Regions from separate parts of the Mus musculus genome. Here all the other regions are linked to region 2. Evidence: chromatin loops called from intact Hi-C (ENCODE). Cell type or tissue: left cerebral cortex. All regions are shown on one strand.

The links. A loop is a pair of places that touch in the nucleus more often than their neighbours do. Peaks named below come from ENCODE experiments on the same cell type or tissue, not always from the same donor. Only the 100,000 strongest peaks of a DNase experiment are listed, where the experiment ranks them.
Region 1: it touches region 2 in a loop (4-fold over the local background); 15 of 42 quality-filtered maps call a loop at or near these places.
Region 3: a loop joins it to region 2, with 10 times the contacts of the local background. A loop is called at or near these places in 20 of 42 quality-filtered maps.

What each region holds. Positions count from the first base shown.
Region 1 is chr13:108,040,656-108,048,655 of GRCm38, forward strand. It overlaps Smim15 (small integral membrane protein 15), which reads left to right and starts at 3,819. Exons shown (of 3, transcript NM_001048250.2): 1 at 3,819-3,831; 2 at 5,770-5,913; 3 at 6,785-8,000. The coding sequence starts at 6,807. The coding sequence ends at 7,031. Gm41055 (a long non-coding RNA gene) reads right to left here and starts at 3,816. Exons shown (of 5, transcript XR_003950673.1): 1 at 3,551-3,816. In left cerebral cortex, CTCF peaks have their summits at 1,036 (motif pointing left) and 3,344; DNase peaks (open chromatin) are centred at 1,003, 2,907, 3,784 and 6,883; H3K4me3 peaks cover 2,479 bases; H3K27ac peaks cover 1,863 bases.
Region 2 is chr13:108,148,495-108,156,494 of GRCm38, forward strand. All of the region lies in intron 1 of Ndufaf2 (NADH:ubiquinone oxidoreductase complex assembly factor 2), which reads right to left. Among named protein-coding and RNA genes, the nearest start is that of Ndufaf2, 6.1 kb to the right of the region's middle. In left cerebral cortex, CTCF peaks have their summits at 3,479 (motif pointing right) and 4,692 (motif pointing left); DNase peaks (open chromatin) are centred at 3,475 and 4,663; H3K27ac peaks cover 213 bases.
Region 3 is chr13:107,321,514-107,329,513 of GRCm38, forward strand. No RefSeq gene overlaps it. Among named protein-coding and RNA genes, the nearest start is that of Gm31715, 110 kb to the left of the region's middle. In left cerebral cortex, CTCF peaks have their summits at 2,823 and 4,380 (motif pointing right); a DNase peak (open chromatin) is centred at 4,384; H3K27ac peaks cover 306 bases.

The DNA.
Region 1 (8,000 bases), 110 kb before region 2:
ATCGACTGCTTCCTTTTGTAAGCTTCCTTGGTCTCGGTTTCTCTCCACATCAATAGAACAACAACTGAAATCCCTTGTTTCAAACAAACTAACAAAGACATTAAATGACAAAGGGCAAAAGGATGTAGGTCACACACAGGACAGGACTAGGCACTTGGGTGGCATGTGCCACACACCTGGGTTCAGCCCAGTACTGCAACAATGATACAGTGATGTTCATACTTTTGAGGCAACTAATCCTGGGGTTTACATTCTAAAAAACTGTCTAGGTTACTGTCTAGGAGAGACAAGAAGCCAGTAAACCCAGACTGAAGAGCCGTGCAAGCAGAGCAGTGGTGGCTGTGGAGGACTCGGGTGGGAAGGCAGCAATTGTTTGCCAGCCCCCTTCATAGGCATTAGCTCTGCAAAGGCATAAAAGCAAACTCCCAAGAAGTCATCAACAAAAACAAAAGCCATCTCTGTGTGTGTGTGTGTGTGTGTGTGTGTCTGACCTTCCATGAGTCGGGCTCTGGGGATGGAATTCAGCCTTGATTGCCAGCGTCTTTACCCTCTGTCTCTTTAGCCCCAGAAATGATAATCTTGCATTACTCCCTGTTGAGTTTCTTACTCTTTTGAGTACTAATTGTTTTTCCTAAGCTCCTACACCGATGAGTCTGTGAGTGTAAGACACATGCCTTTAATTTAAGCAGACGTTTCTTAGTAGTATTAGCTAATATTGATACTTTCAGTACTGCCCAATAATACCAAATGTTGGTTAAAAATAACAACTGAAATAACACTGTCTGGCCTGATAGGCCCTAATGAGTTTTCTAGAAAGAGTCTGATAGACACTTCATAGATAAAAGAAGCTGAAGAGAAACTCCCGAAGTGTAATCTACCAGAAGAGGAGGCTATAGTGGGATGAATCACTGATGGGTCGATAAATGGAGAAGTGAGAGCTCTGCACAGAGGCAGGTTATGCACGTTCACACAAGCAGCCAACCAGCACGGCTGGAAACGCCTTCCCCAGCACGCTAGCTCTGAGACATGCTGCCACCACCTGGACACTAGGCAAGTCGGGGATTTTAGTTTTTGTCAGCAGTGACAGACTCTAAAAACATAACTCCACTTTGGGGGCCGGGGGTGAGGGGGAGGGGAGAAAAGAGAAAACATTTCTGCCAAGACTGGAGTGAGCAGAGATTTTGATAAAATAAGTTTAGAATCCTGCTTTACTTTTTAAGTCTTCTGTTGTTAAACTGGAAAACCTGTATAAGAACATGAACTTTTGATGGGTGATTTAGTTCGGGATTAGTGACAGTATTTGAGAGGCACTGACTTCAGTACTGGGTACACAGAAAGTACTCAACTGATATTTAAATAAGGTTATGAAATAAAATTCAGGGATAAAACCCAATTCCATCAAAAGAAGTTACATATGTACAGGGTTACTGGAGGGAAGGAAATAAGGCCAAGTACAGGTGAGAGACCTTTCAGCATCTTTTAATCAGAGCAAATAACATTATTACAACAACAGAATCTTATTCAGGGTACATGCCTTTCATTGACACATGGTTAGAGTGAGACTTAACTTTGTACTTACAAACATTAAAAAAAAAAAAGACTTTAGAAACTAAGGAATGACAAGTCTACCAGGAATTACCTTACAAGAGAAAAGCAAACGAACAATTTTTTAAAGGCTTTGTGCAATAACAAATATTGTGCAGCTGTTCCTTGGCTTCAGAGCTGCTATGTGGGCTGCTTTAATCCTGCACACACAGCTTTTCCTAGTCTGCTCTCCATGGGAACTACCTTAACACCCTACCTCTTCTCTGAGACAGGGTCTCAAGTAGCCCAGAATGGTTCAAACTCACTGTACGCCTACCAAGGTTGTTCATCTTCCTGTCTTCACCTCTCAAGTCTCGGGGTTACACCTGGCTAAAATCTGCTTCTTAAGAACAAGGCAGAACGTATTAGTTGTTATCTCATAATGCATTTGGGACATTTGGGAGAATAAAATCCAAGTTAAGACAACGGTGGTGGTGACCGCCCACCATCCCATTACTTAAGAGAGTGGACCACAATGACCCAGAGCTCAGGTAGAGTCTGGGCTACATAGCAAGAGTCTTTCAAACAAACCCGTGACTACTCCCTCTCCCAGAAAGGATAAAGAGCTAGGGGACTGGCCAGATACACTAATTTACTGATCTGAAGGGGCCCGAATGATCAGAGGTCAACTAGAATGCCCTCTAGATATACGGGAGGAAAAGGCTCAGAGAGAATGAGTGCTGTAGGGGCATCAGTACAGAGACTAGAAAGCTGACCTCGCCATGGAACAGTCAGCCCATGGTTTGGGAGCCTATCTTACTTATCATCTTTGGTTAAGGTAATGCAGGCCCCAGTAAGGCTGTCCTCCATGGCAACCTCTATGCTGTTCTTGGGCTTGCACAGGCCTGCCTAATACACCAGAAGAGAGAGCCCTAAAATCTGAGTGTGAAGGCTAGGTCTCCAATAGCCAAAGAAGCTTGCTGCTTTCTTTCTCTCCGTTGTAAGTGTGTGTACTGTGCACGATTAGGCTGGTGCACCCCCTCCTCAGTTCCTTCCTTACGGTACTGCTTCCTTTTATTCCCAAGACTTGCGGGGACCCTGGGTCCTTTAGAGATAAAACAGAGCAACACACTGGGAGGCAGAACTTGTGAGGAACCATCTACTGAAGTGAACATGTCACGGATACAAGCCGGTTATGGATACAAGCCGGTTATGGGTACGCTTGTTTGTACAGGTTTTAAGCAATCCTTCAGGCTTTCACACAAGAATAAGAAAACCACGGCTGCCATTACAATATGCAGCCATTAGCATATACCCGGGTAGCAGTATTTTAGATCCTTAGATTAGCTGCCAAAGTCTGCTCCTTGGTAAATAATGGTTACTGTTGTTATACTCTAACTACTCATACATGTCTCGGCTTGCTCCTCAAAGGGAACGCTCACAGTCTCTCAGGAATAAAAACTTGCTTTATTTGGCACACAACAGCGAGGAGGTCTTGCAACATTCGCCAGAGGCAGTCAAACAGAGCAAGTAGTTCAGGCAAGCAATCACAAAATTTGAGCACCAACCAAACCAGAGCTAATCTTTCCGTCCCTGTAGATTAGGAGACCCATTTAACGCACCCCTTTCTGCTTGTTGACTTTTTGAAGTCCTTTATTTATGTATTGCGATCTCTATGCCCTGACAGTTTAATTATTGACAGTTTACTTTGGGGCAAGTATCGACCATTCCTTTGTGAAGTAAGTTAGGCTCTTAAATGAAAAACAAACAACGGAACCTCTTTCCCACAGCGTGGCAGCATTTCCCCCTGCTACCAAGGTTCACTGGACACATCCCAGCCGGGCTGCTGCTTGGCCAAATCTTTAAATATTTAACTATTGTTCAACTCTACAGCATGAGTGAGGGGCGAGTTAGGGAACACGCCAGTCCTTCCACGGCCTCGAGAAGGCTCTAAGGAGACTGCGGGGTCCCCCTCGTGTCTAGCTGCGGCTCTCTGGGCTGAGAGTCCCCTGGACGAACTCCTCACCCACTCCGTCTCCTCGCCGGCGTCCCACGCAGGACGCGAGGCCACGATGCCCCACCTGCAGCGCACACGAAGCGGCGCGCGGCAGCATCCCCGACCGCGGACACGAAGCCTCCGCGCCTCGCCTCGCCTCGCCGCGCCGCCCCTCCCCGCCCTCCCGCTATGGCTCTAGACATTGCGCCGCCGGAAACCCGCCCGCCACTTCCTCATCCCGCCCCGCCCCGCCCCGCCTTCGGGCGGGACCTGAGCGGAGCGGCTTCCGCTTTCCACTTTCCTGCCTGGCGGTGAGTGGGAATGGGAGCGGGGATCCCCTAGGGCTGCGGTGGCTTGCTGTAGCCTAAGCTGAGCGTGTGGCCGGGCTCTCCCGGCTCTCTGAGCTCCTGACCGCGGGTCCTGCCCGGCTTCGCTCGGCGGGGCGGCGTCCTTAGCCGGTGAGGCCGACTGATGGCCGTGGACATGGCCCGGGGCAAGGAGAATGCTAAGCGGGGAAAGTTAGGAGAGAAGCTGTAAGTCTAGAGACGCCTGGTGCAGCTCCGGGTCCCCTAGGCTTTGTGAGGTGAAGGAATGTGCCTGAAAGTAAGGCGAGGATGTTTTGGTGCGAGACTGAGGTGCTCTCGAGATGTGTGGCCTGTGGACCGTAACTTTGCCATAGCCTAGTCATCAAGTCGCGCTAGTCTTATTTGCAAAGTTGGGCGGATTTCGCAGACTTGTATTTAGTTCGTTACTGGACTCGAGAAAGATCGATCTTTCTTGGACCTTCCTGCAAACTGGTTACAACTGGGCGAGGGCGTAGCGACAAGGGACTGGATGGTTAACGTCTCCAGAAAGTTTAATGTGCTGAAAGTAGGGGCATGGTTTCTGATACAAATACGGAGATAGCATGGGGACATGGAAGTTAAATCCAGTGATAGTTTTCTTGATGTGACGGGTTGTGGGTACCATAATTATTTTGGTAATTCTTTATTTTCTTGTAAGGTACATTAATTGAACTACAGACCACAAAACCTTTAAAGAGCAAAGCATAGTGTTTGACTTTGTAACGATGTACCCAATCCAACGAATAAATGAGGATTCTTAAGTACAAGCAGTTTAAATTCTTGGTTGGTCAGCGGTGGAGCATCTGTCTACTGTGCTCTACTAGGCTTTGGGTTGGATCCCCAACAGTAGACGCAAAGATTAAAAATCTTTATGGGTATGGTACCTGTAACATGTCAGCCAGCCAGCTTGATTTTTTTTATGTTAGTGAAAGTCATTATTATTCAGACAAAACTTTAGTACTCAAATAATTTACGTAGAATACTTGGCTTCTACGAATTAGAACTCTTATTTTGGGACATTTGCAGTTGTAATTTAGGGAGAAATAGGTGTTAAGAGGCTATACTATTATAGAAAGATGTTTTTACTTGTTTGTGTTTAGAGGAGAATTTAGAGGTTTTTTTTTTTTTTTTTTTTTTTTTTCCATTTCTAATCTTACTGTAAAGGTATCTTTTATTCTCCTGTTGTAATTGTCATCTTTGAGGCTTACTGCTCAGTCTGCTAACCCAGGCCTAGTCCCGGAAGCTTCTAGCCTCCACACAATCTTATCTAGGCCTAGAGTGTTTTCAGCTTCTGAGACTTATTGCTGAAAAGCGCATCCTTTCTTGTTCTTCCTGTGTGCTGGCTAACTCACTTACTCAGCTAGCTGTTCTAGCTCAAACTCCTCGCCAAGTTGACTGATTCAATCTGGCTTCTCTTTCTCCTCTTCTGAATTGCTCTGCTTGACCTCAGACTCTAGCAATGTGTTCTGCTCTTCTGGCTTCTCATCCTCTGGCTCATTGTCTTCACCTGTGTCTAGCTTGTTCTCTCTCTCCAGCCTGTCTCTGTAAAACTCTCCTGGTAAAACTGCCTTCTCCTTTCTTCTTTCTCTGTGCTGCTCTCTTAACTAGCCTCTTTTTCCTCTTTCCTCTTTTGAGGGCTGGGCATATCCTGTATCAAATCTTTCTCTGATTCATCACTTTGACATCACTTTCAAATATGGTGCTTCCTTCTACAAACTAACTTTACCTTGTTTGGGATTAAAGGTTGTATACTAAGGGCGTGTCTGCATTCCAGGCAGAGGGACCAAAGGTGTGTGCTAAGGAGCGGGGAGGGCACACTACAGCACAATCTTGGGGTTCACAGTGTGATCAAAATATCCTGCAACTATCTTACAATAGTTATGACTTGATTGTCTTCTTTTCTAGCTCATCCATGTATATGTATATAGAATTTAACCCCCTCCACATCGTATGGTCAGACTGAAGAAGACATAACCAACAATCGTCTGAATTCTGACTGACTCACTGATAGTCCCAGGGGAAAATTAGAGGTCACTACTCTAACATAAGGTAAATGGTTTTTAAAAATCTTAGCTTGAGACTTTAGGTGGCTGTAAATACACACAAACCTTCCCTAAATGCTGGCATTGTAATTCAACCTGTAATTGAAACAGGTTGCTAGAAACAGGAACAATATAGGAAATGCCACTCAAGTCCTCACCATATTTTACCAGGTGATCCTCTGTTACCAACTCAAAAAAGACCAAGATGCACACTTACCGTGTGGACGCATTTCTCTTTTTTTTTTTTTTTTTTTTTTTGGTAGAGCTGTCAAATTTGAAAGCCCATAACTTAGCAATCTTTTTTTCCCCCGGATGTATGAATGTGGATTTTTTTGTTTTTTTTTTTAAGCATCATGGTTTCCTTAACCTATGTTCCAAAAATAAACACCTACTTCTCTTTCTCTGGGAGGACTTTTTATGGTCTGGCCGAGATGTCAGACAAGGAGTCTGATTTGTACTTTGGTTAATTAGCACTTAGCAGTACTGATGGTGTGTCAGCAACGGCCGGCTTCAGCCCTTTCCTGAATTGAGCCGGTGGAAGTCAAGCTCTTTGTTTGTCTGCTCCTGCACGGTTTGTCCTGAGAATTAGAGGCATGGAGGATGCCCATAGGACACAGTTCAAGTGGGCCTTACCTTCTATAAATTGGTCTTTACTTTCTAGAAATGATCTGTGTTGTTCGATTTGAACTATTTTTTTCCTAAATGGAGATGCTAATCTTTATTGAAATGCTACTAATTAATACTGAAAAAACAAAACTATGCGATAATGGAATTCTGATTAAATTGGATGTGTTCTAACTTTCAGGATTTGAGTAACCATATAGTCTTCTTTTTTGTTTTGTTTTTTTCTTCTTTCCCCCCTCCCTTCATTCTCCAAGCTGCTTCCTGCTTGCTGCAAAGATGCTTGACATAAAGGCTTGGGCTGAGTATGTTGTGGAGTGGGCTGCAAAGGACCCATATGGCTTCCTTACCACAGTTATCTTGGCGCTCACACCACTGTTCCTAGCTAGTGCTGTACTGTCCTGGAAGTTGGCCAAGATGATTGAAGCCAGAGAGAAGGAGCAAAAGAAGAAACAAAAACGGCAAGAAAACATCGCAAAAGCTAAACGACTAAAGAAGGATTGAAGGGGCGCACAGACTGTAGCCAGAGAAAACCACTCTGGAAAACCTGCAGCTTTGGAAGGACTCTCACGAAATTTCCAGGCTGTTCCTGATAGTATTATTTAGTGAATTAATCTGACCGTACAGAAGAGTCATGTTCTGACCTCAATACTATAGTAACTTTTAGGCTTGGAAATAAAAGTTTGTTGGTATCTACTGGCAAGTATTTAAGTTAGCATTTATCATACAGGTGGAGCATACCTAATGTGAAAATTCAAAGCTCAGAAGCACTGTAAAACCTAACACCTGTGCTCAGACATGATGCCAAGAGCGGAAAAGCCCACAGCCCACTTCGGGATGGGTTGCAGTCAAAATACAGGTGCACTAAAAATACATCAAGTTATCTTCAAGCCATGAGAAATATAAGCGGACCTTGTGTTCAGAATTGGATCCCATCCTCAAGGTATTATGAAATACTTTAAAGTCTGGGAAAAAATTAAAACACTCCAAGCCCCAAGCATTTCTGTCTGTTCAACCTGTAGTAAAAATTCTTTAAACTGACACTCATTTGCCATTTTGGAGCTTAAAGTATTCAAGTGAAAAATGATGAGAAAATGGTTTTAGAATATGGTAGTTTAAATGGGGTTCAGTTCTAGACAGAGGATATTAGGAATGTAAAAGAATTAACCGGAAGTGAGGTTTACGTTGGCTGAAAAGAGATACAGTATATTAATCACTTTTTCAAAATTGTTACTGCTTATTTTTTTGGAATGGAAGCATTACTTTCTCAAAGGAAAATTTTATTAATGAGTATGGCTATTTTCATTCTTCTGACGTTAGCTTTTAACACAGCTAGTAATTATCAAGATACTGCATTGTAAAACATAACTTTATATAGGATTCTTATTGCCTTGACCATGTTCAATACCATGTACTGGATAGAATAGGTTTTGTACTTTGAACACTGCCATTTGCTTCAATGTGTTGCAGAGT
Region 2 (8,000 bases):
TGTGAGAATTTGTTGTGTTATTTTTGTAGCTTCTTTAAGTGTAAAATTATGTTCAAGTATGAAAACAGCCACCCAAGGCGAAGCTCCTAAGGTGATCTTGTTCCAATCTGACTACTACCTGTTCCCAGTACAAACTAAAGCGGTCCTTCTGAGACCATGAACCAAATGACGCCATTCTTCTCAATACCCAGTAAGAACAGCTGGCTAAGTCCAGAGTGAAGAAACTCACATTGTTATTCTCTGAATGATGCATTCTTGCTTCAGAGAGCCACTTGGCCATCTCATTCCAGTCTTCCTTCAAATATAAGTCAAGCAGTCCTGCCCCACTGACCTCACCCACTCCCCAGTACCCTGCACGGTGTACCCAGGTCACTGACTACCCCTTCTGCACTTCCTGCATGGTCACTGCTGTGTAATCTACTATGCCTACGTATGCTTTTTAACAGGACTCCCTCCACTACGCTGAGAGCACGCACTACAGCGTACACTCTCACTGGTGTACTTCCAATCCCAGAACTATGAATACCAGTGAAATAAACGGACTAGTTTTGCTGAACACCTGTTACTATCTAGCAGTTATCCAAAGGAATAACAATCCAGCTGCATAGTAACTATTTATAATCAATTGAGGACATGCATGAAATACATAGGCTGACTATATTTTTAAAAGTTCTTGGCACAGAGGCAGTGGCAAACTGCAGCTGTATTTATATCCAGGAATTGCTCAGTGTATCATTAACAGTTTGTCCAAAATAAGACTGTGTCACCTATAAGATCAGTCCTCGACGCAGCTATTTACTATTACAACTCCTCAACTCATTCCTCAAGAATATTCCTCAAGGCCGTTGCCACAATTTTCTAGGGGTTAAAATGTGTCAAAAGATGAGTGTAAAATGAAAGGGCAAATCTTGCAGAAGGTAGCTTTATGAAGTCTACAGAAGTACTATAGAATCACAAGAAAACTGCTGATTTCTACTTTATATGACCAAGATAGTGCAGCAAGATAGGAATATGAAAAATAGCTCAAACAATAATATAGTAAAGATTATTACAAATATTTAGAAAGAATGGCAATACCCTCAAATTTTGCAAAAAAAAAAAGAAAAAAAGAAAAAAAGAAAGAAAGAAAGAAAGAAAGAAAGAAAGAAAGAAAAATAACACTTCTTACTTTCAGTAAAAGAGACAAATGTGACTTAAGGATATCATGTTGTGTTATTATAACTTTGTCAAAATATCTAAGTTAAAACAAACACACAATACCATGGTGGACAGATGGTTTAGGAGTTAAGAGCACCAGCTGTTCTTCCAGAGGACCCGTGTTCAATTCTCAACACCCACATGGCAGCCCGCGACTGTGTTGAACTCCAGTTCTAGAGAATCCGACATCATCTTGTGGCCTCCTCAGGCATGCACAGGTGTGGTGTGTAGACTTATATGCAGGTAAACCACTCATACATCAAAGAAATAAATCTTTAAAAAAAAAACAGTATTGGGGCTGGTGAGATGGCTCAGTGGGTAAGAGCACCCGACTGCTCTTCCGAAAGTCCGTAGTTCAAATCCCAGCAACCACATGGTGGCTCACAACCACCCGTAATGAGATCTGACGCCCTCTTCTGGAGTGTCTGAAGACAGCTACAGTGTACTTACATATAATAAATAAATAAGTAAATAAATCTTAAAAAAAAAAACAAAAACAGTATTATTCAACATACAAAGGGGGTGGCGCTTCTGGGCATGTCCCCAAAGACTGTATGTCATACCAGAGAGACACTTGCACATGAGTGTTTATTGCTCCAAATTCACAATAGGTAGGAAATGAACCAGCCTAGGTAGTCATCAATGAGGGACTGAAGACACACATGAATGAATGAAGATCATGTGCTCTATTTGTTCAATGGAATTTTACCCAACTGTAAAGCAGCTACATGAAACCATGAAATCTGCAGGAAAATGGATGGAACTGGAGGTTACTGTGTTAAGCCCAGCAACCTCGACTCAGAAGACAAATTCCATGTGTTTTCCTTCATATGAGGATCCTAGATTTTAACTTTCATGTATGTAAGTGTGGGTACAGAACATACGACTACAGAGAGCACCGTGAGACAGGAAAACAGTCTTAAAAGATGGGAAAGTAGGACATGAAAACACGTGGTGGGCACTGAGAGGGAACAACAAGTGCAGGGGGCACAGGGTGGGCACTGAGGGGGAGGCAGCAAGCAGGGGGCACAGGGTGGGCCCTGAGGGGGAGGCAGCAAGCAGGGGCACAGGGTGGGCCCTGAGGGGGAGGCAGCAAGCAGGGGCACAGGGTGGGCCCTGAGGGGGGCAGCAAGGGGCGAAGAGACACAAGGGGACAGGAGGGGAGTGCAGGAGAAGCACCAGCAGAAACAATGCATATCAGTGCCACAGTAACCATTACTTCATATGCTAATTAAAAATACAATTTCAGAACCCGAGGGAGAGGAAGTATGGAAATAGGGGTGCTTATCATATTGCATTATATCATATTGCATTATATCATATTGCGTTATATCATATTGCATTATATAAATGTATATGCAGTTCTCAGAGAACAAATTTTCTATACAATTCCAAATAGTAAGCCCTAAATACATATACATATGAAAGATGTTAAATAAGCTCAGGTTATATACACACATACATCATATCTCATATACACACTTAGATATATGTTATCATGATGAAAGACTAAGAGGTCATGAATATGAGAAAGTGGTGGGGCGATGGAGGAAAGGGAGGGAGAAAAAGGAGGGGCAGAAAATGTAAACAAAATTCTCATATATAAAACTGTCAGAGAAAAAATAAAATGTAAAAAAATTACATTAAATTATAAAGTAGAATCTCTGAAACATCGTTTTTAGAAAGATGTGAGGTGCTATAATTACACTGATATACTCACTCACAATATGCACATATGTCAAGACATCACTAGAACAACCATAGCTACATACAAATTTTGCAAAAGCCACTCAATGAAGCTGATGGGGAGACAAGTACTTAACTCATTCTTACGTCAGAAGTCACCATGCAGTTGTAATTAGTCTCACACCTCCCTGTTCATCAAATGTCTCCTTCCTCACACGGCCATCGTAAGACTCTTCATACATACACTCTTTAAGAGTTACTAAACACTGTGCATAGTCCAGGCCAGCTTAACTTCACTTATCTAAGAGTTTTATTTACTCATAGGCAGTGCACTATAAAATGGCTTCTGGACCTTAAGGGGCTTTAAAGTGGAACCAACATTGATGAAGGGAAGACAGAAGACACACTAAAAAGGGGGAAATGGTTTTCAGAGAAAAGCCCTAGAGAGATGCAGACACAACTAATATATGCTAAGTGAGAGTTATGTTCTAATAAATAAGACAATATAAATCATTTTATGTGACATATTCAGCTAAAATGGAAAAACTTAACCAGCATCTTAGGCAGAGGGTGCAGTTTCTCATTTGGACCACAAGATGGAGCCATTAGCCAGCTGGAATGCAAGATTAAAGTAGAGACAGCCTGATTGAAATGACTCAAGCTATTTTAAAATGTCTTTATGCAGTCTATTTTTAACAGTATATATTCTCTACTCCATTTTGTAAAAATGGATTTAGAATAAAGTTTATAATAGAAAAAAATTATTCTAACAGTTGAATAATGAAGCCTACCACATAACTCTGAAGGTATTTATTTCTCAGTACCAGTCCTCATTCAACTGTGACTTCTAAAGAATGTCATCGCAGTCTGTCCCTTGTAAAGCAGCTTACACTTAGCCTCGGGCAGCAGCAGACATGACTTTCTGGACTGACGCTCTTTGGAGTTAGATGAGGATAACAGTTATCTGCCTGGTTTTAAATGCCAGGGAGAATGGGCTCTGTAAACACATGACACGGTTGGGTTCTGTTACTGAGTGGTCCTGATGAAGCAACACTATTGCTTTTCTTAATTCTTGAAATCTCCCACAATGCAGCGTCTCGGGGCAAATGCTTAGAAGCGAGTCTAGCACACAGTGTTTACACTATGATCGTTAGTATCAATACTGACCTTACTGTCCTAAGCTAAAGCAAATGTCAAAACCCTCAAACACAAAGACAACCAGCAGCCGAATTCCTGGAGACACTTGTGATGTCATTTAACTATAGACACAACCCAGATTGCCAACCTCCCACAATTAGTTTCCATTGCAGCTCAAAGGTCCCACGCTCCCCGGGTAGGGAAACCAGGAGTCTGTTACAGCTGCTTAGGTTCATTTAAAGCCACAGCAAGGGACTGGCATGGGTGACTGTCAACACACGCCATCCTCACGTTTTGTTGTTGAAAATGTGATAGACACATGTTCAGGGCCAACAATGGGCCTGTCCTCCTGTGACAGAATACAGTTAGTACTTAAGGACATGGACTTTGTACATGACTGAGGGAATTCAGGAAACAATAAAAAACAAAATCTTGTAGGAAAAACTACCGACAGCAAAGTATGACTGCTGTCCCCGTCCATATTGTGTATTCCAGTTTTTCTTCTATTTTCATTATGTGTTTTTGTTGTTGTTGCTGCTGCTGCTGCTTGGATAAATAAATGCTCTGATTCCTCCTGGGTGTGTGTGGGAAGTGAGATTCCTTCAAATCACTTTCAAGTACAAAGCAGGAAAGACAGTCAATCTTGATTTTTGGAACAATGCTGCCCTCTGCTGGAAGAGCTGAAATATTTTCATTAGTCTCAAACCTGGAGGAGTCTAGAACCACCTTCCAATTATTAACTAAAAAACCAGAAACTATACTTTCAGTTGTGGCTGTTTTCCTTTCCCATATTCTCCGTGATTATTTCTAGTCTCTAAATAATACACGTGAATTGGCTGAGGTGAGGCCTTCCAAATCGATATGTCTTTACTATACACACAACAGTGGAGGATGCAGGTTTTGAACAATTAGATAATGGTTCTGAAGGGAAATTGTAAGGCTAAGTATCTCTACAGAAGTCTGATGATGTAATGAAACTCAGTTCAGCAGGTCAGAGGCAGGTCCATGTCTGACCACACTGGAAGTTCACTATACCATGGCTAGGTTCTTTTATTTCTGGTAGGAATACTTATTCCTGCCAGGCTAATCTAGCTCATTTATTGAACAGTATCTGAATTGCCTAGTCTAGACTCTTTGAACTACTTCATCCGTGTATGTGCTTTGTTCTGTTTTGACTTTTAGAATTGAGGGCCAAATGATACCTCAATTCATTGTATAGCTGCCTTTGCAGCACCTACCCCATACACAGGCAGACACACAGGAAACTCATCGTTATACACAGGGGAATGGGGCAATAACCCTGCATTTGAAATGAGAATTTAAGCTAGTTGGTGGCTGTGAAAATATTAAAACTCAACATTCGATGAAAGAGCGGTAACTACGGTTAACTTAAGCTCACACAATGGAGGTATTGTGATGACACTGAGAATGGCAAAGTGTGTTTCTAGTGTGTGTTCCTATATGAATGTGTAAATTTTAAATGACTAGAACTCTATCTACCTATTATCTCCCCCAATCCTATTCGGTTCATATATAAAAGAGGCTTATAGCTGTGCTAGAAAACAGATCAAAGTTCCATCAATAGGTCTGTGACCTGTAGCAGCCGCTCTGTAGCAGCCTCCGGTAACTCCAGCCCCGAGGGTCCCATTCCCTCTTCTGGCCTCTGTGGGCACTGACATACTTGAGATACACACACATGTGCGCACACGTCGTGGCCAGGGGTGGGGCAATAAATAACTATGAAAGCACTGAAATCAATGCATAAAAAATAAATTCTACTAATTTAAAAGGCTCATCAAACACGTATCAATGCATAATTAACAGAATGAAGAAGAGGGAGATAAGAGAGCCATTATGTCGTATGCACACAAAGAAAACAATATAATTGCATATTATTAAGTGAAAGCCAATGTGAAAAGGTTATACACGGTACAGTTACAACTCTGGCTCTTGGGAAAAGTAAACTACTCAGGCAGTGACAGTTAGAGATTCCGTGGGAGGAGCAAATGGTGGAAACTCACCTAAGACGCTGGCTGAGTGTGGGAAAGGAAGAAAGACTGTGTTAGTAACTTCCAAATAGCTTTCCTGTAAACCTAACACAAAGTCATGGGCCAGTCAGATGCTTCCAAAAGCAGAGGTACTTGCTTCCAAGGCTATCGACCCGAGTGAGCTTCAATCCCCAAACCCACAGAGCAGAAGGAGAGAGCTATCTTCTGTCCCAAGGCTTCTTCTGCTAGCCACAAGCACCCTGTGGCCCAAGCAGACCCATGCACACACACATAATGAATAAACAAGTCAATATTAACTAAAACGCCAGCCCATATATTTCAGTTTATGAGAGTAAACAATTTTGAGATACACTCATGAAAAAAAAAAAACAAAAACCTTCTGAGCTAACAGGGAACAAGCAAGGAGCTATTAGATTAAGCTTACAAAGGGAGTTTTAAAAGCTGGGTTAAGGAAATGGTTCCATGGGTAAAGTGCTTTTATACAAGTGTGAGGACCTGAGTTCAAATCCCTGCATCCATGTGAAACACCAGCTCCTGTACCATGTGCCTATAATCCTAAGGCAGAGAAGGTGGAGCCAGGACGATCCCCAGGGACAGCCAGCATCACAATGGCCAGTCAATCAGGCTCAATCAGTGAACTCGGGGTTCATCAAGAGACCCTGCCTCAAAAAATAATGTAGACAGTGACTGAAGAAGACAGATGGCATTCATCTCTGGCTTCCATATAGAGGTACACATGCATAGGAACACGTGTGTGCCTGCGCACTCAGAGGCACAGGCGCACGCACGCACGCAAAAGGTAAATAAAAATCCTAGCACGGGAGAGCCAAAAGCCAAAGGCAGGTGGATCTTTTATGAGTTCCAAGCCAACCTGGTTTACACAGTGAGTCTAGTTCAGCCAAAGCTACATACTGAGGCTGTTTCAGAGGAGAAAACAGAAAACCAAAACAACACATACATACCCTTCATAGTATCCAACACAAGAAACTTCTAAGCAAATATAACAAAATATATGCACACTCCCTGTGCTGAAAACTACAAGTGAAAAAAGAAATCACAGAACCAAAAAAAAAAAAGGAATCCAAATTTAACTCCAGTTGATGGGGACTTAAACCTCACTCTCTTAAAGTGACATTTTCCAATTTATTTCTCTTGCACTCCAACAAGGTCTTGTGATGTTAAGTATTTTATTCACATTTTTTGGAGCAAGTTGGAGCACTGAGCTCATGTGGAAATTAAATGGTAGGAAAAGGCTAAGAATCAGTCATACCTCTGGGGAAATGAAAATTAATGCTCATGCAAAACCCATATGTGAATTCTGTGGCAGCTCCATTCATAAACATCAAAAGCTGGACTCAGCCCAAATGTCCTTCAATGTAAACATACAAACTACGGCATATCCTTGACACGGACTGTTAGTCACCAATAATAGGAAACAAACTACTGATAACTCTTCACATCTTAAAGGCATCATGCTGAATGGAAGAGGCCATTTTTTAAGAGTTACAGATGGTATGACTCTCCAGATAATATTCTCAAGAAGACAAAACTCTAATTGGCATAATAATCAGTTAGCAAGGTTACGAACCTAGAGAGTCAAGGGTCAGCTGATACTGAAGGCAGTATCCTGATCATGATGAAGTTAGATGAAGCCCTGACCCACCAAAAAGCGAGATGTGTGCTAGTTTTATAGCGTTTGAATTTGAAAAGGAAGTTGTGCTGTGTCTGGGTGCTCTGTGTGTGCCAGCGCACATCCTGTGCACAGGCATGTGGAGGCCAGAGCTGGACGGCAGGCCTTCTCCTCTATCTATACTCTCCGCCTCATTACCTTGAGACACCACCTGTCTCTGGGTTGGAAACTTGCCTACTGACTAGGCTGGCTGACCTCTCGGAGCTGCCAGTCTGTTCCTACAAAGCTAGGGAGTAGGGTACACACAGCCATCCCTGGCTTTGGTGCTGGGGATCCGAACT
Region 3 (8,000 bases), 830 kb before region 2:
TTGATGTGTTCTAAAGCTGAAGGATGTGGACAACAAGGGCCTGACAGTAAGAGGAGGCCAGGGAAGCCAATTTGTAAAGAGAAGAATGGAGTAATTGGCAGGTGGTATCAGGATATCGAAATGAGGATAAGAAATAGAGAGAAGCTAGATTGTGAGGCTCTGAACAACAGGAGAGTTGTTTGTTTTGTGGTTTGACTGAGGTGTCAATAAATATGTACTGATGGGGAAGGAGAAAGAAAGATGCCTTAGGATTGCTAAATTTTGGCCCCCATGAAGACTCGCTGTGCTTAGCTCTCTGTGACGGTAGTCTGTGCGCTTAGCGGTCTGTGACGGTAGTCTACAGCTGCTAAGGTTTATTACTACCTGGTACTTATTTTCCTCTTTCATTTGAGCTGAGTAGATTGTGTATTTGTCTGTTGTTACCAAAGGAGCTAGAATCTTAAATAGGTGTGACCAGAGTGTCAAAGCAAGAATCCACAGCTCAGATTTTGGTGTGAGGACCTCTTCCTTAAATCTTAGCTGAGCAAACTGTATTGCTTCATCCTATGCCCAATGACTTAGAAAGCTCCACTTCCGATGGGGAAACATTTGTATTCTACCTAACAAGACGTTCTGTAGTCCAAGAATGGCTCTTTTAAATGATTTTTTCACACATGACTACTTATCAATTGCATTTCTTCACACCAGACAATCAATCATTGATGTACTATCATTCTCCTAGTCTTAGATACAGTGTTATTAAACTGCTTTGTTAGGCCTTTAAGTGGAACAATCCAGAAAACCACAATTCCTCCAGTAGAAAGTCTTCAAAATCCTGATCAGTCAGCTTGTCTACATTAGTGACACCAGAGTTGGACGACTTAAAATCTCTAGTTCCTAAGCACAAATAGGTGTGTCTCTGAATGTTTTTTGCTCACCCTCATCCCCAAATAGAGGCAGGGGGAAGGTAGTATAATTATACCATCTTTTTGGTCTGCCAAATTCTTAGATTATGTTACTTATTGATAAGAAGTTTGGGTATATTTCCTCCCCCTCCCTATTTTTAAAGCTTGCCCTCTTCAGTGACCATTTGATTTAACCCTTCCTTATTGACTTATTTAACCGTAACATGAACCTTATTTAACCCTACACTGACTCTTCAAGATGCTAATATGGTATGTCTTGAGAAGCTAACAGAATGATTAAATGTGTAAATTATTAAAATAGTGTGGAGAGCTGTGCCATGAGCAATTGCCATTATAAGATGGCGTTGGCCTCCACTGTGCCTAACTAGTAAACAAGCCTTGTACGCAGGTGCGAGAGTGAACTCACTCCTAGTCACTGCCCATTCTCAGGGCGTAATAGTGGAGTGATGGGTGAGCAACGAATCAGGAGCTGTCATGCCATATCAGGTGCTGAAACATCACGCTGTGGGCTATATAAGCGGCGCCATTTTCCCGGTTCGGGGTCTTCCTGAAGAAGTAAGCAATAAAGCTTTGCCGCAGAAGATTTCGGTTTGTTGCGTCTTTCTTGCCGGTCGAGTGGGATGCAATAAAATAGTAATAAAGAATAATTCCCAACAAGGAGGTATTAATAATTTTGTTCACAATTTTTTCCAGGATACATTTTGAGGCTATTGTAGATGAGATTGTTTTCCAAATTTCTTAAAAATAATTTGTAATTATAGTAAAATTATATTGTTTTCCTCCTTCCTTTTTCTCTCTCCAACTTCTCCCATTCTGCTCCACTAGCTCCCTTTCAAATTCATGGCTTCTGTTTCTTGACTTGTTATTCACATACACACACACACACACACACACACACACACACACACACACACGAGTCTGTTTAGGTTGCTTGTATGTATACTATTTTAGATCTAACCACTTGGTATTAGATAGCCAATAGGGGGAAGGAGTAATTCCTGGGTAAAACTCTTTCTCCCACTTCCAGCATTCCTTAGTTGCTTGTAGTTCCTTGTCCAGGAGGAGCCTGAGCTGTCCTTGTTCTTGATGTCCTTGTTCAGGTCTTGCTTAGGCAGCCATATTGTTTAGATATCATGGGAACAGCTTCTCTGTCATTTCTCAGAGACACAATTTTACAACAAATTTCCTGGTCCTTTGGCTCTTAGAATCTTTCCACCCCCTCTTCTTCTATATTACCTAAGCTTTAGGTGTAGAAGTTGTGTTGTATATGTACACATTGAAGAATTTTGGCCAGTTGTGGTTTTATGCAGTGATCTCCATCTGTTACAAAGAGAAATTTATTTGGTGAGAGGTGAAAGCTATCCTCATTTGTGGGTATTAAACTAAGAATTTAGAATGGAGGGATGATGGCAGGGGCAGATCAGGAATATTTATTATGAAAAGTATAAAAGTAGCTTACCTTTCCTGTTATGTCTTCTGTTTTAAGAAAAATTTAGATTCATTTAGAAAATATAGTTGGGGAAATGGGTCTCAATTTCCATGTCTGCAAAATGGAGATGTAAGTCTAGCTGACAATATATGTTTCCTTTATTTCTGATTATTATATACAATATGTTAAAAGTGAATAAGACTGAATAGAAAAAGGAAAATGGGGGTAAGGCATAGCCTCAGCTAGAGGGTCTAATTAGAACTAGATGGATTTGATTTCTTTAGGAAGCAAAGAGCTTTCTTTAATGGCTCTTTTTAAATGGGTGAAGAAATGGCACAGTAGCTTGCCTAGATCTGATCTAACTGAACCTGAGGTGAACCATGATGTCCACACACTAATTCACACTAATGTCAGAGCTGACATTTTAGCAGTCTGTGGTTCCTGTTCATATCTTTGTTTATGATTCTCTTCAGAGCCAACCTAGTGGCCATTCACTCTCATTTCAACTTTGATCGGCTTAGCTCATAAACATTTTACAACCTTTAGCTGAAAAGGAACCCAACTCTTAGCTTTGGCTGTCACCATACCATCGATATTCCTTTTAGAAGCTCTGCTCACAGTACAGTTTATTATTGAAACCCAATTGTTAGAAAGGTGACACCCCTTAACCTACAGTTGTGCACACAGAAGAGAATTACATCCTGAAGTGGAAGTTTCTGGTTTCTTTGGAGACTCAGTTGTGTCATGTGATGCTTTTCTGGAGACTGTTGTGTGAGAGGATATTTTGCTGAAGCTGACACATGGGAAACTGTTCTGCTGAGAACAAACATGTGGTGTTTTGCTGGAGTGGACACTGGAGAGGACATGTGATGTCTGGAAAGGGTACAAATATAACTCTCTTGACTGGATGACATTCTGGCATTACCTTGCCACTCTTTGCTGTTCTTCATTGGTTTTTACTGATGTGATGTGGTTTACCATCCCTTCTTCACTGATCATTGTTTGTCATGACTTTGTAGAGAAAATTACACCAAAGAACTTCTCATGATTTTCTGGGGGCTTCTTGCCCCTTCTGTGGACTTGGGCAGATTGGCAGAGCCTCATGGTTTCCTCTGGATCAAACATTCATTGCTGATTCGTGAATGGTGTTTGCAAGTGAATCAAGCTACTGCTGCTGGTTCCTGTCAACTGAACTGCTGATATCCTGACAATGAAGATTGGAATCACCCAAAAGAACTATTTCTAAACAGGTCCACATCCTCCTTTGCTCTATTAACCTTTCCTTTCCACCACCTCTGGTGGGTGGAGGGCTAGAAGGGAGGTTAAAGCATTTAAGAACCCTTATTAAAGTAGGTTTTAGAAAAATCTAAGCCTACAGAGTCTGCCTCTCTATCTCATTTTTCTCCTTCCTCTATGAACTTTCTTCTTCTTTATATATGTCCCACAAGCTCATATGGCTGGAACTCCTTACCTTCACTGCAGAGATAAGTTCAGCCCATTAAAATGGGTATTTTAAAGGAGAACTTAGACAAGTAAGGACTTACAGATAAGCACTGTGGAAATAAAATGGATCGCCATGTGCTGCTTGGCCTAGTTATCCATGAGGGAAAGGTGCTTATAGGGCTAAACGCAGACACCTGTGTATGATAATGGGTTTCTCTCCCCCCTCTCTCTTCTCTCTTTCTCTCTCTCTCTCTTCCTTCCTTCCTTCCTTCCTTCCTTCCTTCCTTCCTTCCTTCCTTCCTTCTTTCCTTTTTTTTTTTTCTTGGTCAGTGATTATGTGGAAGAAAGACACTTGAATATCTGTTGGTTGGAAAATTCTACAGGCAGCTTACGCTCTTTTTAGATGCCATGGGCAAAACATCCAAGTCTTGGCACCAACTCTCTTCTAATCCAACTTATATGCAACTCATTGCATCTTTTTCAGCCCCAAAGGCTCTGAGTAGAGAAGGAGCCAATGCCAAGGACAAGGGTGTTCAGCTTGGATCCAAACCCTGGAAGACAATGGAGCCCCATTGTGACTGACACAATGAGCCACTGGATGGCAGTGTGGGTCCATGCAGATGAAGGTGGGCAGGCCATTTGTCTTTCTTTTTAAAAGGCCATTTAAGTTTGACAGGTAATTTGGCACATTTGGAGTTTGAGTGTGCCAAATGATTTGGCAAATATTTCACTTTCCTTTGAAAATCAGCACACCTGCTGTTGTGGCCTGCAGGAAAGTGGAGGTGGTAGCACCTCCCTCAACTCCCTTGTTAGTGCTAAATTCATAGTGGAAAAAAATTGGGTACGAATATAGAGACAACCTATCATAATGTTCAGTGTGGTACCATGATTTGAGAAATGGTTGGAGGTTTGTGTCTCTTTTGGGCCCAACCTCTGCTTTTTCGGGGGGGGGGGGTAACTTTTGACTTCACAGTGATGCTGTCTCCCTAGTAGGTAGCTCAGCTGGCTCTTGGCCAGGTGGGATGAAAAATCTTGTCCTCTACTGGTCCTCCCACCAAGAGCATTAGGAAAATCCCCAACGTTTCCTTTTCTCAAGAAATCTCTGCTTTTCCCTTAGTATGCTTAATAACCAGATGACCCAAGCAATGTGAGAGTGTCTCCTAGGTGTCTTAATCATCTCAAAGGCATTGGTTTGCTGAACATGAAGGTGACAGTTAAATGTGGACATTCCATGCTTGTGGGAAAATATGGATGATGGGTTGAAATACAAGGCCATTAGGCCAAGTTCCTAGCCTACCAAATTTAAGTCCGTTTCCCATAGTACATGCTACTCAGCGTGTTACAGATGAATAAAAATAGTGTTATCATTAGTGTAACTTTAAGTATGATCTATTCTTTAAAAAGGTAAGACATTTTTAGTCCCAATTACTATAACTGACATACCTAGAGTATGATGTGGGACCACTTGCCAAATGCCTAGTAACACACCCATAGCAGGTTAAAAACAGACAGATTAAAGAAGAGAGATTAGTGAGTTTTGTCAGTACCATGCATTGACTAGTCAGAGGAACAGTGATTGTGTCAAATCTTTTAACCTTTTGAGATATACCAAAGAAGCATGCTATAATAGGATGACTCTGGGTTCAAATTTTGAGGAATGGCTTCTAGTCCCAAGTCCACTTAGCAGCTATGTGTCAGTGCAGACATTATTAACTCTCTAACCTGTCTTCCTATCTGAATATGGAAAAGGCAATTCAGATGAACTCCTGCAGCTAGAAACCATTGTGATTCCCTTTGGTCTAGGTAGTTTTAAACATTTTCACATACTCTTGGTGTATATTCCAATTAGATAGAGCAGTAGTAAAATGGGAGGGTATATTTATTGAAGTAAAATATATACTAAGTAACTGCCATTTTTTAATGCAGCAAATAGCAGTGCCATAAAAAGAGACTTTTGGAAGAGTAAGAGACTTTATGAAAATATACATACTCATACTTTTAACATTCAGCTATTGAGTTCCAATTAAGACCTTCCATAAGTATGTATTTTTTTTGTCTTTAGGTACTCATTAGTTGTTTTATATTTCTCCATTTCCTACCACTAAAGTTTCACTTCTTGAGAGGCCAGATGAAGAATGTTATGGAGGGTGATGGAGAGCTTGACAAGAGAGGTTTCTGTTGACTGACAGTGGAAACCTAGTTGGAGCAGATTGAAAAAGAACACTGGGAGGCATGTGGCTGGAGAGACGACTGAATACATAGAGTATTTGTCTGTATTTGATTCCTGGCATCCACATCGTTGGTTGAAGGAAAGGAATGGGCTCCTGCAGGTCAACCTGTGACTCCCACACCTACACATGTCATGCATTCCTCAATACATATGATTTTTAAAAACCTGGGCATGCATGGTGATCTGCCTATAATCCCTAGCTTAGGAGAAGTAAGGAGATTCCCCAAGATATGCTGGCTAGAGGTGTAGCTAGACCAGTCAAATCCCAAGTTTCTGGTTTAATGAGAGTTTCTGCCTCAGTGAATGAAGGAGAGAACGACTGAGGGGGATGCTCAATGTCAACTCTTGGTCTTCACATGGATGCTATTCTCACATGTGTGACATACCCCCCACACACACACACACACAGAGAGAGAGAGAGAGAGAGAGAGAGAGAGAGAGAGAGAGAGAGATGAGGAAATGGTAGCAGCATGCAGATGTGGGCCTCAGTATTTACAGGTTTTGTACCTGCGTAGTCCATTAAGCACAGACTAAAGATATTGAGAGAAAAAGGTCTAGATGAACCGTGTCCAAGCCCTTTTCATCATTGTCATTATTTCCTAAAGAAAATCATATGCCAACTATCTATATTAGCAGCAATCTAGAGATAGTTTTAAGAACATAGGATGATGTTTGTAGATTATATGCAGATATGTCTTAAGGGACATGTGCATCCATGAGTTTTGGTATTCATGAGCTTCCTGGAACCCATGCCTCAAGATTATTGAGGGAAAAGAGTATTTACATCTCTTATGAGAATTATTGTTTTAAGAAAAGGCAAAAAGCCCCCGCCACAGAACCAAAAACAAAAATAGGAAAAGAAAAAAGAGGTAGTTGCTGGTACGTGAACTCTAGAGAGAGACTCTTTTCTAAGAAGGTAGACATTCTAAGACTCACTGTATCTGAAGAAAAATATAGATATAGGTTACCATATATTCAGAGTTTTCGCCAAAAGGCTGAGGCCAGCTTATAGATCTCGGGCTCATTTTATCAAGAGCAAAACTACCTTACATGCCCTGTGTCTTTAAGCAGAGCTGCCAGGGTGGAGGAGGCCCAGGAACACTCCTTTTTTTTTTCTGCCAAGTTAGCAAGCTTTGATTCAAGAGACCATACCATCCCAGAACTGGCCAGTCATAGCATCCTAACCTCTCATTAAACCAACTGTGGAGTCTGAGGCTTAGCAGAGTTAGACTTGAAACTTTGCTCTCAGAATTCTACTGGGTAAGGATTTAGAACGTGGCTTTGGGACCTAAAAATACCTCTGAGTGGAATTATGCCATAGTTTATTAGTTGCATAACCCCCAAGGCAAGTTATCCTTGGTTTTCACATCAGCTGAATGACAGAACTCTACACTATTTCAACAAATAAGCATTGGAATGAGGCATTTTCTTCTACAATTGTAAAATTAAACCAAGAGAAGACAAGTGCTTCGTCCAGTGATGGGTATTAGGGTAAGCACTGATTCACGTTGGCCATTTGCATGCATAGAAATGAAATGTTATAAACTTGCATGTACAGAAAAATTCTAAAAATGTTATGGATACTTCTACAAATGGGATATAATAAACACCAGAGAAAGCACACAGGCCACAATGTTTAGTCTAAGTCTTGCTAAGCGTGTAACTAGCTGTAGTCACTGTGCTCATAGACTCTTACTCATGGTTGACTCAAGTCTAAGGCCTTTTTCCAAGGCCTGTTTGGCCTGCCCATGTGCAATGGTTATCTTCTCTATGAAAACTTCAGAGTCACCTCCCTCCCACATGGACGCAGGATACCCCTGTTCTCTCTTGCTCTTTGAAGCTAGCCAGGAGTTTAAATTTGCTGGTTGTGGCTACGGGTTGCCAGGAACAAAAACCAATCGTCTTTCAATGGCTTCAGAATTGCCTGACAGGAACAGAATGAGTGCAACAAAGCTGTGGACCCGGGCAGAAAGGCTGAGGGACAGGAAAGGAA